Linked DNA regions of Homo sapiens: region 1 is linked to region 2. The links are chromatin contacts, found by Hi-C or POLR2A ChIA-PET in ENCODE. All regions are on one chromosome and are shown on one strand. The core of a region is the stretch at or near the end of the contact, and the rest is flanking DNA. Distances in the headings are between cores, read along the strand shown.

Region 1 (4,699 bases), core at 1,921-4,420, 73 kb after region 2:
TCTTTTGGGTATATACCCAGCAATGAGATAACTGGATCATATGGTAGCTTAACTTTTAGTTTTTTGAGGAACTTCCAAACTGTTCTCCACAGCAGTTGTACTAATTTACATTCCTGCCAACAGAGTACAAGGGTTCCCTTTTCTCCATATCCTCTCCAGCATTTGTTATTGCCTGTCTTTTGAATAAAAGCCATTTTAACTGAGGTGAGATTCTATCTTACTGTGGTTTTGATTTGCATTACTCTGATGATCACAGATGTTGAGCACCTTTTCATAGGCCTGTTTGCTCTTTGTGTGTCTTCTTTTGAGAAATGCCTATTCAAATCTTTTGCCCATTTTTTGATTGGACTATTAGATTTTTTTCCTATAGAGTTGTTTGATCGCCTTATATATTCTGGTTATTAATCCTGCCTGCATCATTTTCTTTCTTTTCTTTTCTTTTTTTTTTTTACTTTGAGATGGAGTCTCCCTCTGTCACCCAGGCTGGAGTGTAGTAGCTCCATCTTGGCTCACTGCAGCCTCCACCTTCTGGGCTCAAGCAATTCTCCTGCCTCAGTTGCCTGAGTAGCTGGGATTACAGGCCTGCACCACCATGCCCAGCTAATTTTTGTATTTTTAGTAGAGATGGGGTTTCACCAGCTGGCCAGGCAGGTCTTGAACTCCTGACCTCAAGTGATCTGCCCGCCTCCGCCTCCCAAAATGCTGGGATTACAGGCGCGAGGCACTACACCCGGACCTGCCTGCATCATTTTCTAGGAAGACCCACACTTCTGTGGATGGCCTCTGCGGTGTCACCTTCCAGAGGCTAGGGTTCAGCCTCTCATTCTAACAACCTGTAAAGCTGTTGTCTGCTGCCCATGTGCATGCTGGCCCAATCTGGTGGCCAACTTCAACAGAAGTTTCATGAACACTTGACACAGAGAGACGCGCATTAACCTCTTTTGATCTTGCTGTGATTATGATAATACCTTATATTTTTGGGCAGTTAGTGGTTGTCAAAGCTGACATCATTTGTATTATCTCTTTGGATCCTCGTTGCAATCCCATGAAAAAGCCAGAAAGATTCACATTCTCAAATATACAAACTTTTGCTTAAAACTTCAGAGGGCTCATGGAGCTCTAGAAAAGATCAGTGGTCCCCTTAAGAGTTCAGGAACCTCGGCCAGGCATGGTGGCTCGCGCCTATGATCCCAACACTTTGGGAGGCCGAGGCAGGTGGATCACGAGGTCAAGAGATGGAGATCTTCCTGGCCAACATGGTGAAACCCCGTCTCTACTAAAAATACAAAACATAGCTGGGCGTGGTGGTGCATGCCTGTAGTCCCAGCTACTCGGGAGGCTGAGGCAGGAGAACCGCTTGAATCCGGGAGGCGAAGGTTGCAGTGAGCCGAGATTGTGCCACGGCACTCCAGCCTGGCGACAGAGTGAGACTCCATCTAAAACAAAACAAAAAACAGAGTTCAGGAACCCCAGGATAAGAAGTCAGGAAAGGAAAGTATCTTCAAAGCTGATGGCATGACTTTCTCCTGCCAGGCTCCCCATTGGCTGAACCCAGCAGACAGGCGGGGAGATGCTGATGGGGGTCTGGAGGTACAGGACAGTGGAGCAGGCTGGGGGCCATGGAGAGCAGGTCTGCAGGAGCAAACAGAGGGTTTCTGTACAGGATGAGCAGAAGGCCCAGCTGCAGGAGTTGGGCTGCAAGAGACAAGCAACAGGGCGGGGTGCTGGGTTTCAGGGACCCAGGTGGAGGCAAGCCCAGCTCTCAGCTGTCTGCCTATCAGGACCCCTGGGGGGAGTTTGGGGGGCGGAGAATGCAGATTCCTGGGCCTGGAGCCCCAAGGTCTGCCCTCAGGGACTCTTGGGTGGGGTTTGGGAATCTCTCGTTGTAGATATATTAAACCAGTGTTAGCGAGACCAGGGCAGGGGCTGCAGACGGTCTCTGCTGAGGACCAGGGCTTGGTCCCTGGGTGCTGGACGCCTTGGCCTGGGAAAGTCAGAGGGGAGGAATTCAAGCTCAACTTCAAGTCTCCAGAAATCCCAAACCCTCCCTTCATCAGCCAGTCCTGGAAACCTATGCTTTCTTCTCTTTTTGAGGGCAAGCTGACCCTAAGAGGCGGGCCTTAGGTGTCTGTGCACAGGGCCGGCAAGAAGCTGGGGTGGGGGTGGATGGAGAATGCAGAGACAAGAGCTCAGAGGGCAGCAAGGGCCAACCCGAGGAGCCACTTCTGAGCAGCTGTGAGCAGACATGTCCAGGGCCTGCCAGGCCCCCGACCTGAGCTGGGCTCACCTGGCCCCATCCCAGCCTCTTTTCTACTGCCCACGGCTGGCCAGGCAGGTGCACGACAGCCTTCCTCAGCCCTCCCTCCTGGCTCTGCTTCAGCCAGCCCTGCCCACAGGGCCAGAGGCCCACTGCTTTTGCTTCTGGGGGACTCTGAACAGCCAGCTCCCGGCCCTCTTTCAGCCCACCTCAGGGACCCTGGTACACAACAGGAAGTCATGGAGGGGACATGCAGGTGGGGTGCAGGGGCAGGATTTGTCCAAACCACCAACATTTTAGTTTCTTTTTTTTCTTTTAAGACAGAGTGTCACTCTGTTGCCTAGGCTGGGGTACAGTGGCACGATCTTGTCTCACTGAAACCTCTGCCTCCTGGGTTCAAGCAATTCTCCTGCCTCAGCCTCCTGAGTAGCTGGGACCACAGGCGTGTGCCACCATGCCCAGCTAATTTTTGCATTTTTAGTAGAGATGGGGTTTCACTATATTGGCCAGGCTGGTCTTGAACTCCTGACCTTGTGATCCATCCACCTCGGCCTCCCAAAGTGTTGGGATTACAGGCATGAGCCACGGCACCCGGCCCAGTTTTGAGTCTTTTTAAAAACACGTTATCATAATCTATGTATTATTTAATAATGACTTTAAGGATTTTCCATGTCGGTACATAGAGATCTAGCTCTTTTAAAAACATGATACAGTGCATTTTTATTATTTTTTCAGAGCAGCTTGACTTTTTCCCAAGACATCTTCAATAAGAAGTATCCATGTGTACGAACTGAGTGACAGAGGCTCATTTACCAGAAACCCCGGGCGGAGCAGAGCTGGGCTTGGCTGGTCCATGTGATTCCCCCTTGCTGACCAGCACAGGCCCCTCTCTCCCAGGGCCCAGGGTTTTACAATCAGAGGTCAAGTTCTAAGGAAGGAAGTTTGGGAGCTCAGAGCTGGGTGGCAACTCACTGGGTTTGCAAATTCTTCACAGATTAGCAACACATTTTCTTGCTAGTTCATTGTTAGTGAGTTGGGAATGTTTTCCTTTTTCTCTTTTAGTGAGGTAATGTCATTATTTTACACATGCCTCTAATTGGAGCACCCTCCCTTCCTCAAAAACTAATCGAGCCTTTTCCAGGTCAGGTTGGTGCTTAGTCATCTGAACACGAGTCCCGTCCTCTTCCCTTAATCTTTCCCAGGCTGGATTTTGTCTTTGAAACAATAGGAAATGACAGGCTCTATTTTCTTTTCTTAAAAGGACTCAATCCATGGAGTCATGAGTTTGGAACAGGGAAAGTGTGGGGAATTAATACGTCCTCCCAATCAGAAGTAACCAGCTTTCCTCTCTTTGTTTGGCTGAGCCTCTGCAGCCTGAGCTCATGATATCACAGGCAGTTCGCTTAAAAGCAGGAAGGCGGCATTTTCACCTGAAGATAAATTTCCAATGGGATTTTCTGTTAGACCCATTGGAAAGAAATGCAATTAGGCAGTGAGCAGTCTTGGGGCAAAGACTAGAAACATTTCAAAAAAGGGCTCTGCCAGAAATAATTTGTTAGACCCTTGAGGTCTATTTGCATTGATGATATTAACTGCATCTTAAAGTGTCCCAGGTGAGTCAGTCACCGGAATACTTAGGATAATCACTCTTAGGATAAGAGTGATGATTTTAATTTCTTCAACGAAATTCAGCTGTAATTTGGTCACTTCCAAGATATCGAGATTAACTGGATGGTGTTCAGTGACCTTAAAATCCGGAGCAATTACTATTCCAAGAGTCAGAAGGTCAAGGTTGGAGGCCAGGCCCAGCCTGCTCCTGGCTGTGGGTTCCTTATCTGTTCACAATCCCGAGACGAAAGACAATATTAGGAGCAGATAATGGACCCACAACCAGGAGCAGGCTGAGTGATGCCGCCCAAAGTGCGTAATGTTCTTACAGCCAGGACACAGGCACGCGCCAAAGCCCAAAATATCAACATTCTCCAGGTGCCCTTCACCCTTTTAGCCTTATTTTCCCTCACTCTGGCTGTTCCCTGTACTTAAACGTGCTGTTCCTGTTCCCACCTCCTGGCTGCTCCCTTCCCTACCTTCCTTCACCTTTGGAAATTCTGCCTATTCTTAGAGGACCATGTTGAGCGTGATCTCTGATAAGCTTCCCCTAGTCCATTTGGTGGAATCATTTTCTCTGAGCTCCCAGGGCCACTTGGTTTGGCCATTTACTGTCATTCTTCGATGTCAATTGTATTTAATTAATTAATTTATTTTTTACTTTTTTGAGACAGAGTTTTGCTCTTGTCGTCCAGGCTGGAGAGCAATGGCGCAATCTCGACTCACTGCAACCTCTGCCTCCCGGGTTCAAGCAATTCTCCTGCCTCAGCCTCCTGAGTAGCTGGGATTACAGGCATATGCCACCATGCTCGGCTAATTGTTTTTTTTATTTTT
Region 2 (4,638 bases), core at 910-3,409:
ATCTAGGTCTGTGGTTTTGTCCTTTGACATAACTTGTCTTCTTATGTGGTTCTTTCATGGAGACCAGGAATGCTAGTAATAAAATTTGATACCACCTAAAACCTTTTCGACCATCAAACTGACAGCATCAGGCAGTATTTCTGTCACAAGATTACCTCGTTCCTTGGCAACTGCTCTGCAAAGAGTGTGCCATCAAGCTTGAAATGAACTGCCACATACTTGGAGCACAGTAGCCTTGAGAGGGTCTGAGCTCACTAAATTCCCTTCCAAAGCCTCAGCAACCACCCCCTTGAAGAAGTGACCAGAGAGAGCTGCTTGCCCCGACCTCTTGCCGTTCCTTGCAAGATAGGAGTTGCCCCTCTACACTACCAAAAACCCACTGGCCCTGGACAGGGCTCAAGGAGAGAGGTGGCTGATTTCCAGGAGAAGTTCGATACTAGACATAACAGTAACGGCAGCTGGCATTATGGGGACTTTGCTATTTCCCAGACGGTTGTACTAAGCACTTTACCTATATATTCTTTTCGTTTATACCTAAAAACAGCCAAATTAGAAAGAAACTACTATTGTCATCTCACGAGTTAGGAAACCAAAGTCCAGAGGGATTAAATTGCCCAAGGTGAGGAGACTGTAATCCCAGCACTTTGGGAGGCCAAGGCGAGTGGATCACCTGAGGCCAGGAGTTCGAGACCAGCCTGGCCAACATGGTGCATGGTCTCTACTGAAAATATAAAAGTTAGCTGTGCATGGTGGTGTGTGCCTGTAATCTCAGCTACTCGGGAGGCTGAGGCAGGAGAATTGCTTGAACCCAGGAAGCAGAGGTTGTGGTAAGCCGAGATCATGCCATTGCTCTCCTGGGTGACACAGCGAGACTCCATCTCAACAAAAAAAAAAAAAAGAAAAAAAAAAGAAGAAGAAGAGACACCAGGGATCTATGTACACAGAGGAAAGGGACAGGGAGAAGGCCGCCATCTGCAACACAAGTAGTGGGGCCTTGGGAAGAACCAGCCCTGCCAATGCTGTGATATTGGACCTCCGGCCTCCAGAACTGTAAGAAAATCAATGTCTGTTGTTTAAGCCACCCAGTCCATGGTATTTCGTTATGGCAGCTCTTACAAACTAAGACACAAATGGGTATTCTATAGGAATAGATATATATACAAGGAAGATAGACATTCTTCCTTTTATCAAAGTGGACTTTACTTCTTAAAATGCTCAGAATATACTAACATTGTAAAATATAATTTTAATTTTTTTTTGCAAATGGGAAACCACACAGTTCCAGTATCATCTACATAATCTGTTTCTGATTCTTGCCCAACTCCCGCAGCCCATGTTAAGGTTGAGAGCCCACTCCCTCCTCAGTTCCCAGGTTTCCGAACACACCTCCTTCTTCATCTCCCATTGAGCTGGTTGTAATCATGGCATTCGGTTACAAGTCTGTCTCCCTGGATGGACTGTGAGATCATGGGAACGAGGGCACTGTTGTTAGATTTTTAATTTTATTGTATTTATTTGTTTGTTTATTTTGAGACAGGGTCTCACTCTGTTACCCAGGCTGGAGTGCAGTGGCATGATCTTGGCTCACTGCAACCTCCACCTCCCGGGTTCAAGCTGTTCTCCTGCCTCAGCCTCCTGAGTAGCTGGGATTGCAGGCACGCACCACTGTGCCCGACTAATTTTAGTATTTTTAGTGAAGGCAGGGTTTCACCGTATTGGCCAGGCTGGTCTCACTCCCAACCTCAGGTGATCTGCCTGCCTCAGCCTCCCAAAGTGTTGGGATTACAGGCGTGAGCCACCGCGTCCAGCCTCTACCATGGCATAGCACATATGCTCACATACTCTTAGAAAGATCACAAGAAACTGGTGACCATGGCTGCTTGTGGTTAAAACTCTAGGGGGCCTGGAGGATGGGCTGGGAGGGAGTCACGGTTCACAGGATGGTCTTTTGTACCTTTGAAATCCACCTATTCAAATAAATGCAAAACCAGTTGCAGTACAGCCACGTCCACGGCAGCATGATTCACAATAACTCAAACGTGGAGGCAACCCAAGTGCCCATCCACAGATGAATGAGTCAACAAGAGGATGAATGAGTCAACAAGAGGTGGTGTATCCGTACAATGGAATATTATTCAGCCTTACAACGGAAGGGAATCCTGACACATGCTCCAACAGGGATGAACCTTGATGACATTACACTGAGTGAAATAAGCCAGATACCAAATGACAAATACTGTAAGATTCCACTTATACGAGGTTCCTAGAGTAGTCAGATCCAGAGACAAAGCAGAATGATGGTTGTTAGGGGCTGGGGACAGCAGGGAAGGATGGAGAGTTACTGTTTAATGGGTATAGAGTTTAAGTTTGAGAAGATAAAAACATTCTGGAGATGGATGGTGCTGATGGTTGCACAAGAATGTGAGTATCACTGAACTCTACACTTAAGAGTTTTTAGTTTTTAGTTTTAGCTGGGTTTGGGGTCCCAGGCCTCAGGCCTCACCTGCTGCCTCAGGATCTCCAGGGCCCTCCCAGATCACAGACCTAACAGATCTTAGGACAATTGGCCCAGGGTCATCAGCGCAATTGATGCAGCTCCCTCCCTCTCTTGTAGGACATTTTCATGGATGTTGGCATTTGGTATCAGAGCAGCTGAAGTTATTATGCATTTTCAGTGTATGTATTTATGTAGATAGTGGTACGCTCTTTTAATTTTTTTTTTTTTTTTTTTTTTTTGAGACAGAGTCTCAATCTGTCACCCCCCAGGCTGGAGTGCAGTGGTGCGATCTCGGCTCACTGCAATCTCTGCCTCCCGGGTTCAAGCAATTCTCTGCCTCAGCCTCTCAAGTAACTGGGATTACAAGCACCCCCCACCATACCTGGCTAATTTTTGTATTTTTAGTAGAGATGGGGTTTCACCATCTTGGCCAGGCTGGTCTTGAACTCCTGACCTCATGATCCACCCACCTCAGCCTCCCAAAGTGCTGGGATTACAGGCGTGAGCCACCGTGCCTGGCCATGATAGTGGTACACTCTTAAATGTTTAACAATAGCTTTCCCAAAATACATGTGCATATAAATACAGATGTAAGTTTGTTATAAATTTTGCTGATATCAAGGATATGTAGCATACAGCTTACAAGTAATAAGATATGCTGCACTCTCTATCATGAACTCCACATAACCAATTGATGCTCACAGAATGTTTTTGCTGATTTTTGTTGAAACACGATTTGACTAATCTAATTATATAGCAACCTGCTAACTCTTTTCCCTATACATTTATTTTCCTTAATCTGATTTGTGATGTAAACTATTTTCACCCTTGTATATATTACATACAAAACTGAAACCTCTTTCAGTTTCAGCACCGGACACCACCCACATGTGAGACTCCATAGTGAACATTTTCTCCATCACTTTCTTTTTCTTTTTTTTCTTTTTGAGACGGAGTCTCACTCTGTTGCCCAGGCTGGAGTGCAGTGGCGCGATCTCGGCTCACTGCAAGCTCCGCCTCCCGGGTTCACGCCGTTCACCTGCCTCAGCCTCCCGAGTAGCTGGGACTACAGGCACCTGCCACCAGGCCCGGCTAATTTTTTTGTATTTTTAGTAGAGACAGGGTTTCACTATGTTAGCTAGGATGGTCTTGATCTCCTGACCTCATGATCCGTCTGTGCTTCTGGAGCCTCTGGAGCATGTCTCCTGACGCCTGGAAAACAGCTACCCAGGGGCAGCGTCTGCAGGCACTGAGTCCAGCACAGGTTTCTGAGCTCCAGGCCACACAGAGTACGTCAGAGCACCCTGCGTGGAGCAGACGAATCCGCATCTGCAACGGGCTCCAAATACAACCCGCATCCCGACCCCGGGCACAGAGTTAGGGCCCAATAGAGCTGGGCCAGAACAGTTATTCATGGTCTTCAGAATTCATGTTTGTGAAATGCAGGGCCCATGTCTTGTAGGGGTAACAGGAGCAGTGTTTAGAGCAGAGCACAGGGCCTGTACCCATCAGGTGTTATTACTATGAGCTGCCTTTATTCGTGCTCAAGTTATTGAATGTGAACAAGTTTAGTGTCCAACACCGTGGAACAAGAAGTCCAACACCGTGATGCAGGATTCATCGAATGTGGGCGTCCCTCCTACCTCTCCACTGGCCCCTGTGACAGTCGATGCCTGACCTTACCTGTCAGTTCAATGTGTAAAAGCACAAAAGTAGATTCCTTGATTGTGCCAATGCCACAGAACAGAAGGGGGTGGTGCTGCAGGTTATTCCTGTGTTTCTAGGAAGGCAACAACTAGATAGAATCGAGCAGAATGGATTTCATCTAGTGCTTGATGGAAATAACAACCCCCACATGGCTTGTCATACACACAAAATGCAGAGAAATATGCAGCGTTCTGGAGTTTCCTGCACGCTGTCCCATGGGTTCCCCCATTTACTCTTCATACCAACTGGCTGATGGGTCATGGTCCCTGCAGATACAGGAACTGAGCTCAGAGAGAGGCCGTGTCTTCTGCAAGACCCCCGGCCAATGAGAGGGACTCAGGCCTGAGCACAGGTTTCTGAACCAGAGTCTCGCCTCTCACCTCCTCAAACCTCCCTGCTTCCCTTCCCACCAAGTTATAATTGAGTGATTGTGC

What was found. A loop is a pair of places that touch in the nucleus more often than their neighbours do. ChIA-PET counts read pairs that join two places held with the same protein, here RNA polymerase II (POLR2A). Pooled maps may share reads with other maps.
Region 1: a pooled map shows a loop between it and region 2 (4-fold over the local background). The contact joins two enhancer-like sites. A Hi-C loop is called at or near these places in 3 of 168 maps with a recorded cell type or tissue (HepG2, PC-3 and endothelial cell of umbilical vein) and 3 of 50 pooled maps. POLR2A ChIA-PET finds 5 or more read pairs at or near these places in 6 of 52 experiments (H1, MCF 10A, OCI-LY7 and 3 more).

What each region holds. Positions count from the first base shown.
Region 1 is chr21:32,523,067-32,527,765 of GRCh38, reverse strand. No RefSeq gene overlaps it. Among named protein-coding and RNA genes, the nearest start is that of TCP10L, 60 kb to the left of the region's middle. Within about 2 kb of position 3,170, at least 6 of the 41 ENCODE cell types and tissues checked have a DNase peak (open chromatin) inside an H3K27ac peak, as active enhancers do; they include endothelial cell of umbilical vein, where a contact is called at or near this core.
Region 2 is chr21:32,594,817-32,599,454 of GRCh38, reverse strand. All of the region lies in intron 5 of CFAP298-TCP10L (CFAP298-TCP10L readthrough), which reads left to right. It overlaps CFAP298 (cilia and flagella associated protein 298), which reads left to right. Exons shown (of 7, transcript NM_021254.4): 7 at 1-101. Among named protein-coding and RNA genes, the nearest start is that of TCP10L, 12 kb to the right of the region's middle. Within about 2 kb of position 2,159, at least 3 of the 41 ENCODE cell types and tissues checked have a DNase peak (open chromatin) inside an H3K27ac peak, as active enhancers do; they include endothelial cell of umbilical vein, where a contact is called at or near this core.